Regions from separate parts of the Homo sapiens genome. Here region 2 is linked to region 1. Evidence: read pairs that join two places in POLR2A ChIA-PET (ENCODE). Cell type or tissue: GM12878. All regions are shown on one strand. Links, peaks and the distances in the headings refer to the core of each region. The heading gives the core; the rest is flanking DNA.

Region 1 (11,929 bases), core at 2,390-10,389:
GTAATCCCAGCTATTAGGGAAGCTGACACAGGAGGATCACTTGAACTGGGAGGCGGAGGTTGCAGTGAGCCGAGATTGTGCCACTGCAGTCTAGCCTGGGCCACAGAATGAGACCCCGTCTCAAAAAAAAAAAAGAAAAGAAAAAGAAAGTAAAATGTGCATATATACAATATATATAACTATTTTTTTCAAAGTAGAGATTATACAGAGGGTATTTAAGCCTGTTTTTTACTTAGCAATGTATCTTAGATATGTGACTAAATAGTCCTTTATTTGTAGCTCATTTGTGCTGAATACATCATGTTTTATTTGACAAATCCTTCTATTAGGTATTTAGCTTATGAGCCATTTTCTGCTGTGGTGGACATAATACAGTGGTGAACAGCATTGTACCTAAATCTGAGTGCATTTTCCTGATTATTTCTTTAGACTAAATTGTTGGAAGGCATATCATTTGCATTTCTAAGACTTTAACACATACCTAACATACATGCCAGAGACCTCCTGCATTCAGGTTAACACACTGGGAAGTATTGCCATAATAAAACATTTTTTCTTTTTTATGCCAATTTGAGTGAAGAATGGAATCACTATGTTTATTTTGCTTTTCTTTGATACCTAGTGAGTTTGAGTACTTTTTAATGATTCTTTTGGCCATTTATATTTTGTTTGGCTTATTGTGGTTTTTTTTGCCAGTTTTTCCAGTCTTGTATCTGTCTCTCTTTCCTGGTGATTTATAACAGTATTTTTATATCAAGGACGTGAACACTTTAATAAATGTTATACATATTTTCCCCATTTGCCTGGTAATTTTATGATGTATTGGAGAACTAAGTGTTATTTGCAGATTGTTTTTCTTGGTTTAATTTTCAAATTAGAAGTCTCATTTTTCAAACTCTAAAGTTTCATAGGAAACATTTTTCTTAAAGATGAATAAAAATCTGTCAGAACATGATTTTGTTTAAAGTATTTTATAGATTTCTTATTTGCTTGTCTGCTAAAATAATGCTTGGAACAATCAGCTGCCACCTTTGAATTAAAAAGAAAAGTAAAATTTGGAATAGAAGATTTTCCAATATTATTGTCTCTATATTTTAATATTTTTTTCATATATTTAGACATTTTTTTTTGTAGAGACAGGGTCTTTCTATGTTGTCCAGGCTGGTCTTGAACTCTTGGCCTCAAGTCATCCTCCTGCCTGGGCTTCCCAAAGTGTTGGGATTATAGGTATGAGCCACCATGCTGGCCCCATTGTCCCAGTAAATGTGAACCTTAAGTTTGGGCGCTTTTGGTGTTTAGACCCTTTGGGTACACATAATGTCTGTTGGGTTGATGGTGCTCTTTTGTGTTAATTTCTTTTTTCTTTTTCTTTTTTTTTGAGATGGGGGTCTCACCCTGTTGCCCAGGCTGGAGTGCAGTGGTGTGATCTCGGTTCACTGTAACCTCCGCCTCCCGGGTTCAAGCGATTCTCCTGCCTCAGCCTTCTGAGTAGCCGGGATTACAGGCACACGCCACCACGCTTGGCTAATTTTTGTATTTTTAGTAGAGATGGGGTTTTGCCATGTTGGCCAGGCTGGTCTCGAACTCCTGACCTTGTGATCTGCCCGCCTCAGCCTCCCAAAGTACTGGGATTACAGACGTGAGCCTTACAGACGTGAGCCACCGTGCCTGGTCCTTTGCATTAATTTCTTAGTTTTGCTCTAGTAGTATTAAATTGGAGACTTTTGCATCATACTTAGATAATAGCCTTAAATAACTCTTTCTGATTTTACCCTATAGGGTTCTTGTTTAAAAATCGGCATCCGTTTGTATTCCAGCTCTCTGGAAACACTTGTCCTAGCTAGGTTTTAGGGGTTTGCTAGTCTTGTTGGCTCCTTGAGGTTGTGGAGGGGAGCTTAATGTGTGTAGCTTCACAGCATCTGGCTCAGCACAGCTCAGAATAGGTACTACATGTGCCCTGTGTGCATATCCTGGCATTATCCCTTTAACTGTCTCTAGGAGAAATGAGACCAGTATGGGTTCTGGTTCTGGGGCTGCCTCCAACTGGGGATAAGACTCTGTTTCCCCTCTGTGTCTTCCATTGCCAATGGGGGGCCAGGTTGCAGGATTTCTAAGCCCCTTTTGTTCATTCTTTCCACCCCCTTCATTAAGCACTGTCTTTCAGCAGGGTGCTGGGGAGAAGCAGCCTGCCCAGGCTTAGCCATTTCTAGGTCGTCCTCGTTTTGAGTTCACAATTCTGACCTCTAGTTACTTTAATCTGGTTATTATCTAATCGTGATCACTCCTAGACATTTTGGAGAGGTTTAGAAAGTTTTGGGGTTAACAGACATAAAATAGGATTTTCAGCTTAGTTGAAGGTCAACAGTGCTTGTTCACACGCAAAGGCACAGTTTATGAAGGGAAAAATAGAACCATTTGTGTTAACTGAGCTTGACTTATTAGCACCGATAGTTGCCATGGGAGTGTTTTTTTAACTTTGTCATTTTGCCAGGAATGTAAATCGGGGCATTACTCCTTAGATCTTCATGTAATTAGGAGGATGGACAAAGCCCCTATTTTTCTTGAATCAGGAGTTTATTATCCCGTTTATAATACGGGAGTAAATTAGGAAAGGTGTCTTTAATTTTTTTGTTTGTTTTTGTAGAGACCCTTGTTATGTTGCCCAGGCTGGTCTTGAACTTCTTGGCTCAAGTGAGATTATACAGTGTGAGCCACTACCAGTATCTTTCGTTTTTTCATGATAAGTACAACTTAGGCATTGAGCAAAACTGTTTTTAGTGACTTGTCTTGCATATATATTTATGAATTTTGAGCTTTTAAAAAATCACAAATAGGCCAGGTGTGGTAGCTCATACCTGTAATCCTAGCACTTAGGGAAGCTGAGGCAGGAGGATCACTTGAGCTCAGGAGTTCGAGACCAGCCTGAGCAGCATAATGAGATCTCGTCTCTTTTCTTTTCTTTTTTTTTTTTTTGGGGACAGAGTCTCGCTCTGTCACCCAGGCTGGAGTGCAGTGGTGCAGTCTCAGCTCACTGCAGCCTCTGCCTCCCCATTTCAGGTGATTCTCCTGCCTCAGCCTCCCCAGTAGCTGGGACTACAGGTGCATGCCACCATGCCCAGCTAATTTTTGTAGTTTTTTAGTAGAGTCGGGGATGGGAGGGTTTCACCATGTTGGCCAGGCTGGTCTCGAACTCCTGACCTCGTGATCTGCCCACCTCAGCCTCCCAAAGTGCTGGGAGTACAGGCATGAGCCACGGTGCCCAGCTTGAGAGCTTGTCTTTATTAAAAAAAAATAATAATAATACGTGTTCATTAATAATGGTTAAAGTAGAAAAACAAAAAGAAATAGGACACCACCTACATCTGAAACCCTGGGAAGATCCAGTTAATATTGTAGTAAGTGTCCTAGAATGCCTATCTTGCTGAAGAAGTCATGTTCATAAAGAGAGAGATGTTCTGCCTTTTTTCACCCCACTTTGTAATAGATCATAACTATTTCCCTGTGTCATGATAGTATACTGCAGAGTGGCCCTGTAGTATTTTATCATACAGTGTTTTGCTATCGTAATTTATTCATTCAGTCTTTACATAGTGGATTCTACTTGTCCTACAACTGAAATATGTACAATTACATTCATCTAATTACTTTTCTAGAACAGTGATTTCATTGGATATGCATTTTTGTTATTTTTTTTTTGAGATGGAGCTTCTCTCAGCCACCCAGGCTGAAGTGCAGTGGTGTGATCTTGGCTCACTGCAACCTCCGCCCCCCTGATTCAAGTGATTCTCCTGCCTCAGCCTCCTGAGTAGCTGGGACTACAGGCGGGCGTGTACCACCACACCTGGCTAATTTTTGTATTTTTAGTAGAGACAGGGTTTCACCATGTTGGCCAGGATAGTCTCGATCTCTTGACCTCATGATCTGCTGCCTCAGCCTCCCAAAGTGCTGGGATTACAGGCATGAGTCACCGTGCCCGGCAGACTCTCTTTTTTTTTTGAGATGAAGTCTTGCTCTTGTCCCCCAGGCTGGAGTGCAATGCCATGATCTCGGCGCACTGCAGCCTCTGCCTCCGGGTTCAAGCAATTCTCTTGCCTCAGCCTCCCGAGTAGCTGGGATTACAGGTGCATGCCACCACGCCCAGCTAATTTTTGTATTTTTAGTAGTGATGGGGTTTCACCGTGTTGGCCAGGCTGGTCTCGAACTCCCGACCTCAGGTGATCCGCCCATGTTGGCCTTCCAAAGTGCTGGGATTACAGGCGTTAGCCACCGTGCCCGGCCGGGGAGGGACTTTCTAGCACAAAAGTAATAGAAGAAATTGCAAAAAGATACTAGTATGACTTAAGAGAGACTTAAAAAATGTCCTCTATTTCAAGTGGTATAAACAAAATGGAAAAAGCAGTCATTTGCTTTTTCTGGGGAAAATGCTTTCAGTAGACAAAGGGTTAATATCCTTAACCTATAAGAAACTCTTGCAAAAAGAAAAAGCAAAGTAAAAGTAGGAAAAAAAAAAGAAACTCTTGGCCGGGCGTGGTGGCTCATGCCTGTAATTCCAGCACTTTGGGAGGGCGAGGCAGGTGGATCACAAGGTCAGGAGATCAAGACCATCCTGGCTAATACGGTGAAACCCCGTCTCTACTAAAAATATAAAAAATTAGCCGGGCCTGGTGACAGGTGCCCGTAATCCCAGCTACTCGGGAGGCTGAGGCAGGAGAAAGGCGTGAACCCGGGAGGAAGAGCTTGCAGTGAGCCGAGATCGCGCCACTGCACTCCAGCCTGGGCGACAGAGCGAGACTCTGTCTCAAAAAAAAAAAAAGAAAGAAAGAAACTCTTGCAAATGAATCAGAAAAACCCAAACACGTACTGAAAAAAATGGGTAAAAGGCACTTACAGTTCATAAAAGAACTGTAGACACATGGATCAAAGAAATCAAGATCAAAACCAGATGTCATTCTTTACATGTCATATTTGCAAAAATTAAAAAAAAAAAAACAGGCGGGGCACGGTGGCTCACGCCCGTAATCCCAGCACTTTGGGAGGCCAAGACAGGTGGATCACTTGAGGTCAGGAGTTTGAGACCAGCCTGGCCAGCATGGTGAAACCCTGTCTTTACTAAAAATACAAACATTAGCCAGGCGTGGTGGTGCGTGCACGTAATCCCAGCTACTTGGGAGGCTGAGGCAGGAGAATGGCTTGAACCCGGGATGTGGAGTTTGCAGTGAGCCAAGATGGCACCACTGCATTCCAGCCTGGGCAACAGAGTGAAACTCTGTCTCAAAAAATAAATAAGTAATAAAAAACAATCTAGGAATGGCAAGTGAGGTTAACGTCATATTCTTTCTTTTTCTTTTTTTCTTACTCACCGCTGCACCAATGAAGAAATACATAGTTTTCTTCCGTTGTGCTTTGTCAGTTTGTCTGCATTCCCAGAAGGAATTGGGAAGCTTTTTCATTTCCCATTTCTTACGAGGAAGGCTGGGAAATAACTAAGAATTTGTCTGGGCCTAGCACCTTTTGGAAAAGAGTAATTTGCTTTTGTAATTTTCTCCATTTATTGTTACTTGTTCAGGTTTTCAAAAAATAGTTTTTGGCCAGGCACGGTGGCTCACACCTGTAATCCAGCATTTTGGGAGACCAAGGCGGGTGGATCACTTGAGGTCAGGAGTTCAAGACCAGCCTGGTCAACATGATGAAACCCCATCTCTACTAAAAATACAAAAATTAGCCAGGTGTGGTGGTGGGCCCTGCAATCCCAGCTACTCGGGAGGCTGAGGCAGGAGAATCGCTTGAGCCCTGGAGGCGGAGGTTGCAGTGAGCTGAGATCACGCTACTGCACTCCAGCCTAGGTGACAGAGCGAGACTCCGTCTCAAAAACAAAAACAAAAACACTGAAAAAATAGCTTTCCCCCCAAAATTGCCCATTTCATCAAGATTTTCAAGTGCATACATGTGCCTCTTTTGTAAGACCTTGAAAAAAATACAAACATTGGGAATGATAGTATAAGGATAAAGGATATAAGGGTAGTATAAGGTTAAAAATAAACTTAAAAAACAAAATGCCAAAGCATGAAGAATATGTAGTGTTTGAGTTTGCCCTTGTTTTCAGAAGATATTTGTCATATTCAGGAAGTATCTTTTAATTTGCATTGAAGATATTTGGTTTTTGCTTTTTATTTATTTTTATTATTATTATTTTTTTTATTTTTTGAGACGGAGTTTCGCTCTTCTTGCCCAGGCTGGAGTGCAATGCGCGATCTCGGCTCACCGCAACCTCCGCCTCCTGGGTTCAAGCGATTCTCCTGCCTCAGCCTTCCCGAGTAGCTGGAATTACAGGCATGCGCCACCATGCCTGGCTAATTTTGTATTTTTAGTAGAGATGGAGTTTCTCCATGTTGGTCAGGCTGACCAACTCCTGACCTCAGGTGATCCACCCACCTCAGCCTCCCAAAGTGCTGGGATTACAGGCATAAACCACCGCGCCTGGCTGGTTTTTGCTTTTTAAATCAGGAGGAAGTGTTTTGTCAGCCTTTTTGGCATCTACTGAATTGATAGAATGATTTGGCTGTTCAAAGGTTCTGGCCTGTTATGATACTGGCCCTGGCATTCTCTCCTTCCTGCTTTTGAAGAGTTAACATCCCTTTTTAAGGAAATGATGTTGAGTCAGTGGTAGATGTTAAATAACATAGTAAGATACACAGATGGCAATTCTGTAGTATTTCTTCCCCAGTTTTTTGTTGAATGTTTTCTGTATGAAGTCAGTGTCTGGAAACCACAGCATGTAGTATGTACTTTTGCACATCCTAATTAAGAAGCAACAGAAGCACTGTGAACAGATTCTTGAGAGTTCAGCGGGCCTTGATGGGGGAAAGTCATGTGGCCATGAGTGTGTCCCAAGTGATGTTTCCTCTGACCTGCCGCAGCGCCCAGGCTTTGATCTCAGCCCCGTAGCCTTGCGTGCAAAGGACAGTTTTCATGTTTCCAGAGTGCGGTGGAACCCACGAATGGGAGGGGCATTCAGCGGAGCGCTCTGCCAGAAGTTCAAGGTTGCTTACTGATAGCTCAGTCTTGTTTTTGTTTGTATCGTGATTCCTTCTTAACTCCTTCCTCAGAGATTCCTTTCTCAAAAATGTATTTGCATGTTCCCAGTATTAAAACCTCTGACCCAGTTCTGTGGTTTGGTCTCAGTACTTGTTCTGTGCAGTAGTTAAGTCCTTCCAGCCATCTTGCCACTCAGCTTAGAAAAATACTCTCCAAAAACATGTCTTTAAGGAGTCATAGTACTTTCGCTTCCCCATTCAGAATTTTCCAATGATTTGTAGCTAAAAATGACATTCTGTTAATTTGCACTTTGCCCTCATGGAGCCGTTTTTAATTAATAGTTTTTTAAAGGATTTGCAAAAGAAGCATACACATGTTGAAAAATAATTCTAGCTTGTCAGACTTGTGTTTAGTAAATTGAGAAGGTCACACGATCTTTTCTTATGTCCCCCCACCACTTCAAAGCAGTTTGATCTGTATCCTTGCCAGCCCTGTTCTGTGTACACAAATGCATACTATGTAATTATCCTTTTAATAAAAGTGAAATCATAACCACACATATTGTACAACCTGTATTTTTCAAGGAACTGTATTTGTTATTATAACTTAACTGAAAGTAAGCCATTCTTTTAAAGTGTCTCTCTTGTTTTCTTTTCTCATGTTCTTTTCATTATTCCTCTTGACTAGACATTGATGGATGTCACCTTTGTGCCTCCCTTCTGACATTGCAAATTTCTGATAAACATAGCTTAAGGCTTGGCATAGTGGCTTGTGCCTGTAATCCCAGCACTTTGGGAGCCGAGGCGGGTGGATCACCTAAGGTCGAGTTCAAGACCAGCCTGGCCAGCATGGTGAAACCGTGTCTCTACTAAAAATACAAAAAATTAGCCAGGCATGGTGGCGGGCACCTGTAATCCCAGCTGCTCGGGAGGCTGAGGCAAGAGAATCGCTTGAACCCGGGAGTGGAGGTTGTAGTGAGCCAAGATTGCGCCACGGCACTCCAGCCTGGCTGATAGAGCGAGACTCTGTCTCATTTAAAACAACAACAACAACAAAAAAACCCCAAAAAACCCCCCAAAAACCCCCACATAGCTTAAGATAGATTTATGTGTAGAGATTTTATTTTGAGAAATAAATTACTACTTTTTTTTTCCTTGCATGCAAAATGTTTTAGAAAGGGAAAGACATCAATTTCTTCATTCACGTTCTAATAATTTAAAGTGAGTATTTTTTCCCAAATAGCACAAGACCAGTGTTTAGTTTCCAAAATTAAAAAAAAAAAAAAGACTCATTAATGGTTCCTTGAAGGCTGGACTGGTACCAGTCTGATGGCATTTGTGTGCTATTTAACTTGGGGCCGTTGGCGATTGTTGATGCTAACTTGCCCAAGAACAAATGGTAAAAGTTGATGTCTCAACATAAGGATTTTCCAGTGAAAATCTGGCTAAACTGTTGGTTGCCTTGCACGTTTTTCTTCACAAGGGAGGGCCAGGCTCATGGCTGGGGCTGGGATGGCTGTTCCCAAGACAGCCACTGAGTCAGGCTCTGGGTTCCCTTTATTGTGGAACATATGCATAGGTACAAGAGTGGATAAAACATAGCCGTTTAATAAATAGTAAAAGAAACATCTGTGTACCTGCTCATATCCCAGTTTGAGAAACAGAATGTGACCGGCTTTTTGAGAAGCACCCTCCCCGTGTGCTAGTACATTTTTAAGAGGCTTTAACAGAAAGTGACTTATTTATTTATTTTTTTTAAATCAAAGACCCTGTGCTAGGGAATATGGAGTTTAAAAGTTATCAATGGAGAAATCCCAACTGAGTGCAAATCACTTTTTTTGCTTTTGTTTTGAGATGGCGTGTTGCTCTGTTGCCCAAGTAGGACTGCAGTGGCACAGTCATGGCTCACTGCAGCCTTGACCTCCTGGGCTCAAGGAATCCTCCTGCCTCAGCCTCCTGAGTAGCTGTGACTACAGGTGTGTGCCACCACGACGAGATAATTTTTTTTTTTTTTTTTTTGTAGAGACAAGGTTTCACTATGTTGCCCAGGCTGGTCTTGAACTCCTGGCCTCAAGTGATCCTCCCATCCCAGCCTCCCTACAGGTGTGAACCACCGTGCCTGGCCCAAAATTGCTTTTTATTTATTTATTTATTTTTGAGACAGAGTCTCACTCTGTCATCCAAGCTGGAGTGCGGTTGCACAGCTCACTGCAACCTCAACCTCCTGGGCTCAGGTGATTCTCCACCTCTCAGTCTCCTGAGTAGCTGGGATCACAGGTGTGCACCACCACACTTGGCTAATTTGTGTGTGTGTGTGTGTGTGTGTGTGTGTGTGTGTTTTGTAGAGACCACCCTATTGCTCAGGCTGGTCTCGAACTCCTGGGCTTAAGTGACCTGCCTGCCTTGACCTACCAAAGTGCTGGGGTTACAGGTGTGAGCCACTGTGCCTGGCTGAAAAGTTTTTTTATAGGTGTTCTAAAATACTATCTTTCAAAATACTTTGTAGAAATGGAGAGTGGATTTTTAAAGAATTGAGGGTGCAGTTTGTGACCCTGCCTAGAGACAGGCTGGGGCCTTGGAGGCAGTCCATAAAAATGAAGTAGTAATAGAGCAAATTCTAGGATTGGGCATGGCTGGGTGAAAAATAGACTCCATTCATGCAGAGTACCTCCTGCTAGGTTTGTTATTACTTTTAATTTACCATTTGCTTTTCTCCAGCTAGGTCTTGACTCCACTAACGGGGACTTCTCATACGGCTTTGAACTTGGACCTTGGTGCATAAGCAAATGTAACTCAGCGAATTGTAATGGAAAGCATATGGACAGGTCTACGCCACATCACTTAGGTGCGTGTAAAACACAATCTCCAGTTGTGTTTCCTTTTCCTTTTCTTACTTTTTCTGAAACAGGTTCTTGCTCTATCACCCAGGGTGGAGTGCAGTGGCACGATCACAGCTCGTGGCAGCCTTGGCCTACTGGGCTTATGTGATCCTTCTACCTCAGCTTCCCAAGTAGCTGGGACTACAGACGTGAGCCATGGTGCCTGGCTAATTTTTAAATTTTTTTTTCTTAGAGATGGGGTCTCACTATATTATCTAGGCTGGTTTCCAACTCCTGGGCTCAAGCGATCCTCCTGCCTCTACCTCCCAAAGTGCTGGGATTATAGGCTTCAGCCACCATGCCTGGCTAGTTATGCTTCATGGTAGAATTGGGCTGGCAGCTCTGTAGCATTAGAACCCTTTTGTACTTGACCTTACCTTTGTACGTTTTTTACGTGTTGAGAACGGTCTAAATGCACAACCTTTGGAATAATGAATTGTTAGGTTAATGCTAATGATAAGGTAATAGACTTCTTTAGGCCAAATTCCACGCAAGTAGATTAAACTAGAAAATAAACAGGCACAGTCTTGCCACTTATATTAATTACAAAGTAGGAGGTAAATATTTTCAGTTTTCTTTCATGCTTTTGACTTTATTATCAGCAAAAATTTGTTGAGTACCTCCTGCTCTTGGCCCTCCGTGAGGTTTATACGTGAGGAACCTGGAGTGGAAAGAGATTTAAGAATTGTTTCCTCACCCCTTTTCAAGCATTCTCTGCAGTTTAATTAATGAGACTAACCACATGTACATTACTCAGGAGCATTCTTTTTTTCCTCCTTCTGTTGTTTCCCTTATCCCCAAAGCTTGATGAACATTTTGATTATTTTTAATTTTTTGCTATTATAAGCAATACTGCAATCAAATTTCTTCTTGGGGAAAACATCTTAGCAGTAGTAGTGATGGGCACAGTGCATGACCTTTTAAAATTTGATACATGTATAGGTAAATTATCCTTCAGAAAAGCCGCAAGTGTTTCACATCTGCCGATACATTCTCTCAGATACTCTGCTTCTGGATGTGGTGGTGCACGCCTATAGTCCCAGCTACTCTGGAGACTGAAACAGGAGGATCACTTGAGCCCAGGAGTTCAAGGATTTAGTGAGCTCTGATTGTGCCAGCGCACTCTAGCCTGGGTGGCAGAGTGAGACCCTGCCTCAAGAAAAAAAAAAAAAAAAAAAGGATGCTGTCAGATACATTGACTTGTTAAAACTAAATTTATTCAGTATGGTGGATGTAAAATGTTATGTCAGTGTTGTTTTAAAAAAATTTTATGTGCAGTAAAATTTACTTTCTGTGTACACTTATAAGAGCTTTTACAAATACTTAGAGGGGATCACTCCTTTTAAAAAAATTTTAAGACTTCTAATAAAGGCTGGGTGTAGTGGCTCATGCCTGGAATCCCAGCACTTTGGGAAGCTGAGGCGGGCGGATCACCTGAGGTCCGGAGTTCAAGACCAGCCTGTACAACATGGAGAAACCCTGTCTCTATTAAAAGTACAAAAAATTAGCCAGGCATGGTGGCGCATACCTGTAATCCCAGCTATTCGGGAGGCTGAGGTAGGAGAATCGCTTGAACCTGGGAGGCAGGAGGTTGCAGTGAGCCGAGATTGTGCCATTGTACTCCAGCCTGGGTAACAAGAGGGAAACTCTGTCTCAAAACAAAACAATGACAACAACAAAAAAAACCAAAAAACACTTCTAATAAAGAAGTCTCTACTTACTACTAAAAACAAAACAAGGCCGGGCACAGTGGCTCACACCTGTAATCCCAGCACTTTGGGAGGCCAAGGTGGGTGGATCATGAGGTCAGGAGTTCGAGACCAGCCTGGCCAACATGGCTGGTGAAACCCCGTCTCTACTAAAAATACAAAAATTAGCCAGGCATGGTGGCGCACACCTGTATTGCTAGCTACTCTGGAGGCTGAGGCAGGAGAATTGCATGACCTCAGGAGGCTGAGGTTGCAGTGAGCCGAGATCATGCCATCGTGCTCCAGCCTGGGTGACAGAGACAGACGT
Region 2 (11,929 bases), core at 1,327-9,326, 93 kb after region 1:
TTTCCATTAAAAAATGGTAGTCTTTTTGAATAGCTAAAGTGTTCATGAAGTCAATATGAAGTATCTAAAATATAATCAAATCATGTCATTTGAGGATCTCTGCATTTAGTTTGAGGATGTGGGCAGCAAATTTAATGGAGATTCTGCAAGTTTTCTGGGCCCTTTAAAATATATTAGAATGTCTTTAAGTATTTTTATGATTAAGCAGAATATTTATTTTATCTGCTGTCACGTTGTAACTTACAGCTCTGTAGATCTAGATCACTATTATGATTTATCTGTAATCGGTGATTAGGGCAGTTTTTGATTTACAAAATGAAACAACGGAGGGAAATTTGTTCCTGTGATAACCAATAAGAATTTTAAAGGGAGGAGGAGGGAGGTAAAAAAGCAGAAATACACTGATGTTTAAAAAGGAGTTTATAAGCTCAGCAGGAAAGAGGGAACCTCAAATGCCCGCAGTCTCCCGCCTGCAAGAGGAAAGGTGGTGATGGCAGGGGCCGGTGTTGGGGTGTTGGCACTGACCACGGGGCCCACCCTGGAGCTGCCTGGGTGGGAGGAGAGTGGCAATGGGGAGGATGAAGAAGCCACTGGCTGTGGCTGCATGGCACAGGAAACCTTTGCAAACTGGGGCTTTTTCTTCTAGGTGTGCCTGCATTTACTCATGTGCTGTATGTCTATGGAAAAGACTGTTAAGCTGTCAAATAGTGAACTACCTCGGTAGTTCCCGATGCCGTGATCATGGTTTTGGTCTCGTTTCTTTTAGGTTACCCCTGTTTCAGGCCAGTGCTTTTGCATTTTTGGCCCCTGCTCGAGCCATCCTGTCTTTAGATAAATGGAAATGTAACACCACAGGTAATTGCAGTTATTTCCACATATGTCATTGGGGTCCTTTAATGCAGGTGTAAAGGGAGGCCTGGACGTGCTGCCCTCAGCAGCGCTAAATCCTTTCAAGAATTAGGGACAAAGCACACAAACCCACAAACAGCTTAGAATGCTCCATCTGTGGATCGTGTCTGTCTCTCTCTTTCTGTCCACTTGTTCATCCCTAACCCTAGAGCAAGAAAGGATCAGAATTGACCTCATTTCTCTATGTTAATGAAATTGACAAATATGGGAACGGAATAGAAAAATATTTGTGCTATTTTTCTGCCTCTCTCTTTCAGTGGATTTTATGACCCACCAGTAATCACTCTCTTTGCTGCGTCAGCATCCCTTCTCTGAAACATCTTTGCTTTTTAAGGATCTGGCTACTGTGGTTTGCTGCAAATGACTTTCATTCCCCTTCTTTAGTGATTGCAAAGATCCTTAAGGAACCCGATAAGGTCAGGAAAAGATAGGGAATTTAAGAAAATTAGAGTCAGACCTGTACTCTCAAAAATACAATTACATTTTGACCTTCTAGGAGCAAAGTTTTCCAGCCTTCATTTCCTTCCTTGCTCCTAGGAGTTACTTTGTGACCACTGATTTGATCTGGGAACTGGAAAAGGCCCTCTGTTTTATCTAAGTTTTTCAAACCTCAGTCCAGCAACCTTGCTGTCGGGCATTTCAATGAGCTGTGTGCAAAGGTTGGTTTTTTTGTGTGAGGCTGGTGCTAGTAACGTGTATCACCACTTCAGTTAGCTTTTGACAATTTGGGGAGCTCTTAGTCGATGAATTCATTTGGTTAAATTAGCATTTGAGGATCCACCTTTCAGTGAGATAAGCTATACTGTTGGAGGTTGAATTTTAGGGATGGGGATTGAAACAGATGTAATAAAAACAGGGAGAAAATTCTTCTTAAAAGGTAAAATGAATATGTCATGTGAGACATCAGTGTCACTCCAAGAAAAACTTTGTTTTTGTTTTCAAGATGTTTCAGTTGCCAATGGAACAGCAGAGCTGTTGCACACAGAACACATCTGGTATCCCCGGATCCGAGAGGTAAAAGACAAGCGTTGTCTGCTTTTGGCTTCTTCATGTTTCTTCTCAGCTTCAATGTTGGTTGACCCAAGAAATAGCAGTTACTTTTACTGAGCCCTTCTTTTCTTTTTCAATTACTGATAGTTTATTTCTCTTGTTTAAGTAAATGTAGTTAAGCAATACTCTAAAATAAAGCATATGGAAATGCTCTGGGCAACCTTAAGGAATGGTTTCCTCCCTCCTGCACACCCACAGACCTGTCCACTCACACCCGCCAGCACAGCTAGCTGAGGTTCGTGGCTCACTGGATGGAGCTACAGAGGCTCATCATCGACAGATAGCAGAATTGTTCGCTCTGGCCTCAGTGTTTGCCTGTGTTCATTGAAAGAACTAAAGATATTTGTCTGCCAAAGTGCAATTGAACAGAAGCAGACATGAAGTACGGCTGACAGTGTATTAATATTTTCCAAAACGTGTGAGATAATTCACCATCAGTTCAGAATGAGCACAGATGTGGCCATTCTGCACACTAAAAACATCCCTTTAGAATTTCTGTCAACAACATTGTCTTGTCGATGTCCTGGGGGGCTCACTCTTTAAAGCTGAGAGTCTTTATGCTGCAGTGTTCCTCTAAGGCTGGTCTTTAAATGTTGTGTTTCTTAAAAGGGAATTATAAATTTTTGCCTGCATCGTTTAACAGTGAAAAAGGCATGTGGGCCGTGTGTCCAGGACCTATTTCTGTAATACACCTGCATCATGAATGCAGGCCCCAGTTAGTGCCCCCTGAAGTTTCTTGTCGGGTCCTGGGGAATTTTCTAGCTATCTCTCCCAAGTTAGATGATGTAATAACTTATTGCCTTGCAGAATTATCAGTTGTGGTTGTAGGTGACATTCTGAGTGTGCAGTGTACAAGCAGCTCACTCTCATGTCTGTGCCATCTCTTGTTGCAGATCCAGGGGGCCATCATCATGTCCTCACTGATAGAAGTAGTCATCGGCCTCCTCGGCCTGCCTGGGGCTCTACTGAAGTACATCGGTCCCTTGACCATTACACCCACGGTGGCCCTAATTGGCCTCTCTGGTTTCCAGGCAGCGGGGGAGAGAGCCGGGAAGCACTGGGGCATTGCCATGCTGTAAGTGGAAACATCTCCCCTCATCCCACCACTGCGGGGCAGCCTTTAGGAACATTCACACAGACTTCAGGAGATAATGTTTTTCAATAATAAGAATGGTCTGACAGTTTCAACTTTATTTGCTTCGTGCTGGGGAATAGTTGAAGGGTTTTTGACCCAGAGTTTGGGAAGTGACATATAGTTGACGTATTACAAAGACAGACTTAGCAGCAATATGAAGAGGGTGGATTGTAAGTTTTTAAGCTTTGGTAGTGGGGTAAGGTAGTGGCGCCATTTGTTTTTGACTTTTGAGGTCTTGCCAAGTCTCATGTTCATGAGTTGACATACTGAGAAGCCAAATTTTTATATCATGAGACTCAAAAATATTCCAGAGTGGCAGGAATCTGGAGTATTTCCAGAGAAGTCGTGGGAAAGGTCTGTTGCCATTGATGATGTGACTCTTCTCCCCAGGCCACACTGAGCTCTGCACTCCTGACGGGTGGGTGGTTGGGGGAGGGACATAGTTTCTGCCAGGGTCCTGCTAGTCAGTGCCTGTCCTTTTGTACAGAATGTCACATCCATTAAAGATGTCCCTTGCCCTTTAAGTAAAGTTAACATTTTGTGTTAATGAAGTCACAGGGGAGTTTGATAATATTACTGATGATTAGAGTCACAGAACTCTTTGTAACACAGAGCCCACATTCTCTATGTGTCTGCAGAGCATGTTTAAGAGTTGATTATGTGTAGGTATATGGTTCCATTACTCTGGAATTTAACCAGCCAGTACAACTCCTAAAACAAAATAAGTCATCACATAAGAGAATTTTTCATTTGCTCTGTTTTGTGAAATAGTCTGCAGTTATTTAATAACAGGTGGTATTTATTGATCTTTTACTATGCATCAGTCCTTTATATAACACTTGTATATAGTATCAGATAAGGCACATCCTAGTGTTATCCCATTTAACAGCAGAGGACACTGAGCACCACGACGTAATGTGATTTGCCCAGAGTCATACAGTGAATTAAGTGGCCACCGTGGGTTTCAAAACCCAGGTGGTGGACATGGGCCCGAACCCATCATACTCAATCCTGTTCTGTGTATTAGAACATGACGTACAAATAAAAGGGAACCATAGCAGAATTGTTATCTACACTTTACAAATTAAATTAAGGTGTGTGAAAATATCAAGTTTTTTTTTTTCTTTAAACAAGGTTTGAAGGAGACACATCTCACACATGAGCATGAATACCCATCATCATGCTTTCCCAAAATTGTTCTTTTTTTGCAATGGAGTCTCGCTCTGTTGCCCAGGCTGGAGTGCAGTGGTGCGATCTTGGCTCACTGCAACCTCCACCTCCCGAGTTTAAGCAATTCTCCTGCCTCAGCCTCCCGAGTAGCTGGGATTACAAGCACCCACCACCACACCCGGCTAGTTTTTGTATTTTTAGTAGAGACGGTTTCACCATGTTGGCCAGGCTGGTCTCAAACTCCTGACTTCAGGTGATCTGCCCACCTTGGCCTCCCGAAATGCTGGGATTACAGGCATGAGCCACCGTGCCCAGCCCAAAATTGTTCTTACTATTCTCATTTCACCAAAGGTTGGTCAAAACATTCTTCACACCAGCAGAGATGGGAAGATGGCATGTGAGAATAGTCTTTCAGCGAAATGTAATTAATGCCAAAATGGATAAATTGTAGGTATAGTACAGTAAAATTTGAAACCAGTAACAAAAGGATGAACAAAACCCACAAAGCACTTACAAGCTTAAAAAAAAAAGTGTTAAAAATCACTCTCAGAGAGGAAATTGAAACTTTGCAATTAATTACTGATAGTTTAGGAAATGATGGCAAGAACAGCACCAGTCACACTTAGTAGCCAGAGGTGTTCTCAAGAAAATTCACAACCTTTAAAGCAGATACAGCACATGAAGAATTTCAGTAACTAAGAAAACAGGACAAAAAAATGAACCTAGTAAAAGCAGGGGGAACGAATTAATAAAGATACAGAAAATGTGACACAAATAGAAGTGGTAAATCTAAAAGCTGATCTCTTGAGGGGGAAACAAAACCCAATGTAGACAAACTTCTGGCAAAGCTAAGCAGGATAAGAGGAAGCCTGTGCACATAGATCTGCCACAGATCCCGTCAGAGGGAGCAAAACTGTTACCTCCCCCCAAATTAAAACAAAAAGTAAGAAAATAGTGGTTTTCAGAAAACTTAAGTAACCAAAATTGACTCCTCCTCACTCTTATCTCTAAGTATGGGGGTGCCTCCACACTTGATCCTGGCCCCCTTCTCTCCATGCACTTCCCCCAAGGAAATCGCATTTCTTTGATGGTGGATAGTTCCATGGAAACCTGTAGTTCAGACCTGTAAACTCGATACTTACAGATCCAGCCCCTATTTTGCCCCTCCACTTACTGTTACACAAGACATCTCCATCTGTAAATGAAAAAGCCCCAGACTTTTGATTCCTTTCCTGCCCCTGAAACCAGTTTCTTCTGCTTTCCTCCTTTCGGTGAATGGCACAACCGTGCCCCTAGTTGCTTCAGCCAGAAATGTCTATCTGTTCTTCAGTCTTCCTTTCGCCTCATCCCCCACACAGCCCATCCTGCCCTTCCTCCTCCGGAACAAATTCTGAACCCGTTCTCTTTTGCAGGCCTTCACTGCCGCCACCCTCTGCGAGCCTTGCTCGCCCTTGGCCATTGATTCCTCACTGTCCCCAGCTTCTCCCTCATGTCTCCCAGGGGTCCTCCTCTCTCCCCTCCTTTTGAAACATCAGTTAGACACAAGCTAGAATTCTGGAAGCTTTGGGGTTTTCTTACTGTTCCAATGTCTGGAGCCTCACGTGCTGCCCTCGGTGGGTCTGCTTGCGTCTCTTGGCCTGGATACCTGGAGCCCCTTTGCTCTGAGCACCCAGGCATGCAGAGGTGGGACATGATCTTGAATTATCTAGATGCCTTCCTCCACTCCACCCTTACTTGTCTCTTTCTGGAACCTCTTCCTGAAGCCTCCTGGACTCTTCCTGTTTCCTCTCCTGTTTTCTATCTCTTTGTCTTTTTTCTCTATTCGTGAGAATTCTCCTTTGCTTTATCTCTTATTCCTTCTGCCAAGATTGTCATTTATGCTCTGGTGTTTTTTCAGTTTCCAAGAGCTCTTCTGTATCCTTGGGCTGTCAGCTCTGTGAGAGCAGGGCCTACGCTCTGGGTGGGTCACCTCTGCACCCCCAGCACCTGCCCCTCCCGTGGCTGAGCTGGTGCTCAGTGAGCAGGTTGTGAACTAATAAAGGAAGGCTCAGGAAGCCCGGTAAACCCATGACCACAAGAGCAGCCGAGATAGTTGCTGAAGGACTCTGATTCCTAAAAGAAGCCCTGGGCCCAGATGGTTAGACAATGAGTGCATTCAGTCTTCAAGGAACAGAGACTATATGCACTAACTTGCAAACTGTTCCAGAGCTCTGTGAAAGGAGGGAAACTCCCCAGCCAATCTTAGCGGCAAATTCTGACTGAACTAATACAAAAGGAGAACCATGGACCATTGTTTTCTTTCCTGGGGTTGTGTTAAAAAACAAACAAATCCTGAGCTGATGGATGTATTGCGGCACATTCTAAGCAACGAGCCCTGAGTTCAAATGTCTTCAGGTAGCGTGCTAAAGTTCAGCATCATTCTCTACTGTAAGACTCCTTCCAATCTTTCAAAATGCAAATGCGCAAAAGACTCTATTCACCTTCAGAAAAGGGCCTTAGTATCCAGCCCTGTCCACCCTTAATTTGTTTTTTAAATGTCACACATCTATAAGCATATCTTGACAGACTATTCCTTAGAATGTTGTTTGGGAAGATGCTGCTACAGATAACACAATGAAAGAACAAGGCATAATGCGTCATTTCAAGAATTCACAGATGATCAAATATTAGAAAATGTGTTGAAATCGATCATGGCTCCATGGTAGGTTTTTTTTTATTTGTTAAATTTTGAGACAGGATCCCGCTCCATCACCCAGGCTGGAGTGCAGTGGCACAATCTCAGCTCACTGTGGCCTCTGACTCCTGAGTTCAGGCGATTCTCATTCGTCAGCCTCCCAAGAGTACCTGGGACTACAGGGTAGATTTTATTAATAAGGTCTTATTGATAAAACTATGGTAATAGTCCCTTCCCCTGAATTTTATTTTTAAAATTCAACCTACATCCTTGTTGCAAACTTAGCAATGTGAGAATAGGAGGATTTTTTTTTTTTTTTTTTTTTTTTTGAGACAGAGTTTTACTCTGGTTGCCCAGGCTGGAGTGCAGTGGGGCAATCTCGCTTACTGCAACCACCACCTCCCGGCTGCCAGCAATGCTCCTGCCTCAGCCTCCCAAGTCGCTGGGATTACAGGCATCCGCCACCACTCCCGACTAATTTTTTTGTATTTTTAGTAGAGACAGGGTTTCACCATGTTGGCCAGACTGGTCTCAAACTCCTGACCTCAGGTGATCCACCCACCTCAGCCTCCCAAAGTGCTGGGATTACAGGCGTGAGCCACCGTGCCTGGCTGTATAGAAGGATCTTTATGCGTAAGATAAACATGCCTCCTACTTGAATGATGAAAGACTCAAATCAGTCCTGCCTTTTGAAGTCAGGAACTTAAATAAGCTTGTTTATTATCACGGGTATCATTTAAAGTTATTCTAGATGTGCTAGTCAATTTATAAAACAAGAAAGTAAAATAATGTGGACCCATACCAAAAAGATCAGAGAGGAGAGGGGATGGTGACTTGCCTGTAGAGGAATTAAATACATTCCACAACTTCATAAATAATACTGTGGTCCTGGGACAGGGGTAGACATTGGCAGAGCAGAGTAAGAAGAACAGAAACAGAATCAAAGAAAAATAAATATTTAGTATAGATGGCAGTCATATTTGAAACCAGTGGGGAATGGACAAATTATGTAGGAAAAACTAATTATTTTTGGGAAAAAGTTAGACTCCTAATTTATATCAAATTGTATTTCAGTTGAATTAAAGACTTAAATATACAAAATAACCATAAAAGTGCTAGAAGAAAACCTAAATAAGTTTTTAATCCTAAGGGAGGGGAGATCTTTCTTAAAGCAGATATTGAAAAGAGAAAGAGAAAGATAGATTTTACTATTGACACATTTAAAACGTCAGAAACCACTGAATTAAAAACAAATCTGTCGTGGCAGCTCACACCTGTAATCTCAGCACTTTAGGAGGCCAAGGTGGGCAGATCACTTGAGCTCAGGAGTTCTCAACCAGCCTGGCCAACATGGTGAAACTCCATCCCTATTAAAAATACAAAATTAGCTGGGTGTAGTGGCGGGCACCTGTAATCTCAGCTACTCAGGAAGCTGAGGCACATGAATCACTTGAACCCACGAGGTGGAGGTTGCAATGAGCTGAGATTGCACCACTGCACTCCAGTCTGGGCGACAGAATGAGACTCTGTCTCAAAAAAAAAGCTGGGAAAATACTCATAAAAATGTCACAAGAAAGGCTAACATCCCTAACTCGTAAAGAGTTCTACTGGTTAATTTAAAAGTGAGAGAATCCCAGTGGAGTAATAGATGAAGGGTGTGATAGGAGTAGCCATTTGGCAAAAAAGGGACTACACCTAGCTCATTAAAGTGTGAAAAAGGTTTATCCTCCCAATTTATTAAAATGTGTATTATCTACATGATTCTGTTGGAATTGAGAGTGAATGAGGTTGTACAAACTAAGTCACTCTGATGGAGATGGAGTTTAGAGACGGAGTCTCAGGGAAGGTTAGTGCGGCCGGTCAGTGACTGCTCTTTCTGGCACAGTGCATACGTCCTTGGTAGGACCTACATTTTAAAACTTATTTTTTTATTGACTTTTCTTATGGAAAATTTCAAACCTATTCAGAAGTGAAGAGAATAGTTTAATGAACCCCCATGTGTCAATACCAGGCACTCCAAAACAGTATACTTTTATCTATATCCCACTGTTTTTCAGCTCCCTCCAATTCAGTTAAATTCTAGGTATTTGAAATTTAACAGTAATTAAGCTCAGAAATCTAAAGCAAAATAATAGTCCCCTCCTACTCCATCTCTCAAAAAAATCTCATGATTGTTAACTAGTAAAAAATTTTGTTTTTATCCTTACATATTTTTATATTTTTATGCAAATAAGTACAAACTAGTATATATACATAATTTTATTCATTTTTACCCCAATAATTTGTTGGGTTTACTTCTCTGAGACAGCATGTTTAGATGATCTCTTTCTTTCTAAAGCTGCACAGTGTTTAGTAATGTAGTCTATAATGTATTCAGCCATTTCTCAGCTGATGCTCATGCATGTAGCTTAAATTTTTGCTGCTACCAAAAAAAATGCTGAAATATATACCTCAACGTGAAAAGACTGAGTATTAGAAGCAATGATGATACAGTTTTTCAATTAAAGCTGTTTATGTTGCTTCTGATGTCATACAGTATGGGAATTTTTATTTATTTATTTATTTATTTATATTTTATTATACTTTAAGTTCTAGGGTACATGTGCACAACATGCAGGTTTGTTACATATGTATACATGTGCCATGTTGGTGTGCTGCACCCATTAACTCGTCATTTACATTAGGTATATCTCCTAATGCTATCCCTCCCCCGTCCCCTGGTATGTCCATAAAACAGAATGCTAAGCAGTCACTAAGGTGCTGCTGCAAATCTCTGTCTGATGAGGCGGAAAAGCAAATAGATACTGAGGCAGGTCAGGAAGCTGCGTAAAGCATGATTCCAGTTTGGCTTAGATAATAACCTGTTCATGTCTGGGGACAAGGAAGATGACAATCTGTCTTCCTCCAGCACCCAGCAAATATCCAGGGAGTGAAAACTGTTCAGAACAGATAGACCACGATATTACATGGTTTTATCACTCAAGGGGGATTATGGATGATCTTCAGGGTTTTATCTTTTTCTTTCTGCTTATCTGTCTTTTAAATTTTTTGTACAATTTAGTATGTATTACTTGCGTAACATTTTAAAGTAAAAGTTAGCAAAGGTAAACATGAGGTGGGAAGCACCCAGTGGAGTAGACAGCAGCCCATCCTGAGAGCTGGGGCTAGAACGCTTCATCCCTTTGCTCAGTTAAGATGTGTGGACATGGGCGGGTCTGCACCTCTAAGCTGCTGCCTCTCTGTCACAGGGTGCCTGCCCCCAGGTGTATTTGAGAATAAAAATAAACTCGAAGTAGAGAGGTTTTAGAGCAGAAAGAAACAGTCATGTTCATCTGCTACCTAATCTGCTTTCTAAATTTGAGTTGCCAGATTTGGGCCTAAGATCTGGGTGTCCCTCCTCAAATTCTGTGTGGTCTCAGTCCCCTCTTAAATGTGCAGGTGTGTTGCCTGAAATAATGATGACAAAACTAGCAGGCCTGGGGCATCTTTGGATCTCCTAATATTCACTCTGAAACAAATAAGTAGCATTTATTTTTTCCAGACATGAAAATTGCATGTAGGTCTAAGTTTAAAATATTCCAGTTTTAGTATCCCTTGTTACCATATTGTTTTTTGTTAAACTTCACTATCCCAGAGGAATTGAAATAACGTGGGCACTGTGTGTGTTTTCGACCTTGAACTGGTACTGGCAGAGACCCCTGATGGATCACCAGTTCACCGAAGCGCCTGAGTAGGCAGGGAGACCCGTGGAGCAACACACGCATGTTCTCCAGCCGGGCTGCCATCCACACCTCATTAGGAATGTGACAGTGGAGTCACACTTGACCGGCTGTCGATGGGGCTAATGATTCCATCTCAACAATTGGAACTGTGCCCAGGAACAATTAAGCTTAGCTTTGACTGAGAACCTACTCTTCCTGCCAGCTCTACCTCAGGTTGTAAGTGAAAGAGCGAGACCGCGTGGAGGCTTAGACGCATTGTTGGGCACGAGTTTTGTTTCGGTGATGAGTAAAAATCCACCTGGGGGATGGGAAGTGGCCCCACACCTGCCAGCCCCGTGGGACACCAGACCGATGTCATGGACTGGTGTGTCAGGAAGTGCCATGGTCCTGCCGTGGAGGGGTCAGCACCTGCCTCCCATAGCACTTAGTGCAGTTCAGTCAGGACCGTGAGGCTCAAGGAGAGGGACTTACGCAGCCCAGCCTCCTTGCCCTGTGACCAGGGTGGCAAAAGGAAAGAGTTCAGTTCAAGCCATAGAGCTAGATTCCTGGTCCCCAGTGCTACAACCCTAGCCGTGTGATCTTGGACCTCTGGCTTTGTCTCTGTGAAAAGGAGACCATCTTAGAAGCCACCCCGTAAGGTTGAGATGCTGCACAGGAAGACATTAGTGTAATGTCTGGCACACAGAAGCCTCCCAGGAATGTTATTAATACTGAATTCTACTGTATCTACTTTTCTTGAGCAGTGAAGCTTACTTTTTGCTCTTTTAAAAGTAATTTATGCGTGCTGTAAGTAGATTGGAAAATACAGAAAAGTGGGAAAACCAGTTGCAAATCATGTAACTACTCAAAGCGAATCCCTGGGAGAATTTTGGATCATGTCCTTCTTACCTGTTTGTGTGTACGTGCAGTAGTTTCTTGGTTTGCTTTGTAGTTAATTCATAGTTATAATCTTACAGTTTATGTTGTATCTGGCATCCTTTCCCTTTACATAGAGTAAGCGTTTCCCATCAATGTGTACATTCTTTGGGTTTTCTTATTCTATTTAGGAAAAGCTGTCCTAAGGCATTTACATCAGAATTTCATTTCAGTATCAAGAAATGCTAGGCAAATTAGTTGTAACATCTTCCCCCACAGTAGTATTTCCAAAAGATGTACATTCCAATAGATATACTATTTCTCAAATGGTAGTTCAGAGGACTAGCAGCTTTCTAGGTAAATGAATTGAACACTATGTCAATTTTGCCATAGAAGCTTCGAGTGTTATTTTAT

The links. ChIA-PET counts read pairs that join two places held together with the same protein. Peaks named below come from ENCODE experiments on the same cell type or tissue, not always from the same donor. Only the 100,000 strongest peaks of a DNase experiment are listed, where the experiment ranks them.
Region 2: POLR2A ChIA-PET joins it to region 1 with 5 read pairs; 2 of 35 experiments call an interaction of 5 or more read pairs at or near these places.

Annotation. Positions count from the first base shown.
Region 1 is chr20:4,968,743-4,980,671 of GRCh38, reverse strand. SLC23A2 (solute carrier family 23 member 2) reads left to right here. Exons shown (of 17, transcript NM_005116.6): 2 at 9,753-9,879. Among named protein-coding and RNA genes, the nearest start is that of SLC23A2, 27 kb to the left of the region's middle. RefSeq lists enhancers at 6,786-7,095, 6,351-7,550 and a silencer at 7,163-7,363. In GM12878, for the core only: no CTCF peak of the experiment used is centred there; DNase peaks (open chromatin) are centred at 6,931 and 7,383; H3K4me3 peaks cover 1,598 bases; H3K27ac peaks cover 2,023 bases.
Region 2 is chr20:4,874,747-4,886,675 of GRCh38, reverse strand. SLC23A2 (solute carrier family 23 member 2) reads left to right here. Exons shown (of 17, transcript NM_005116.6): 7 at 767-855; 8 at 1,853-1,923; 9 at 2,853-3,034. Among named protein-coding and RNA genes, the nearest start is that of RASSF2, 57 kb to the right of the region's middle. RefSeq lists an enhancer at 10,812-10,961. In GM12878, for the core only: no CTCF peak of the experiment used is centred there; no DNase peak of the experiment used is centred there.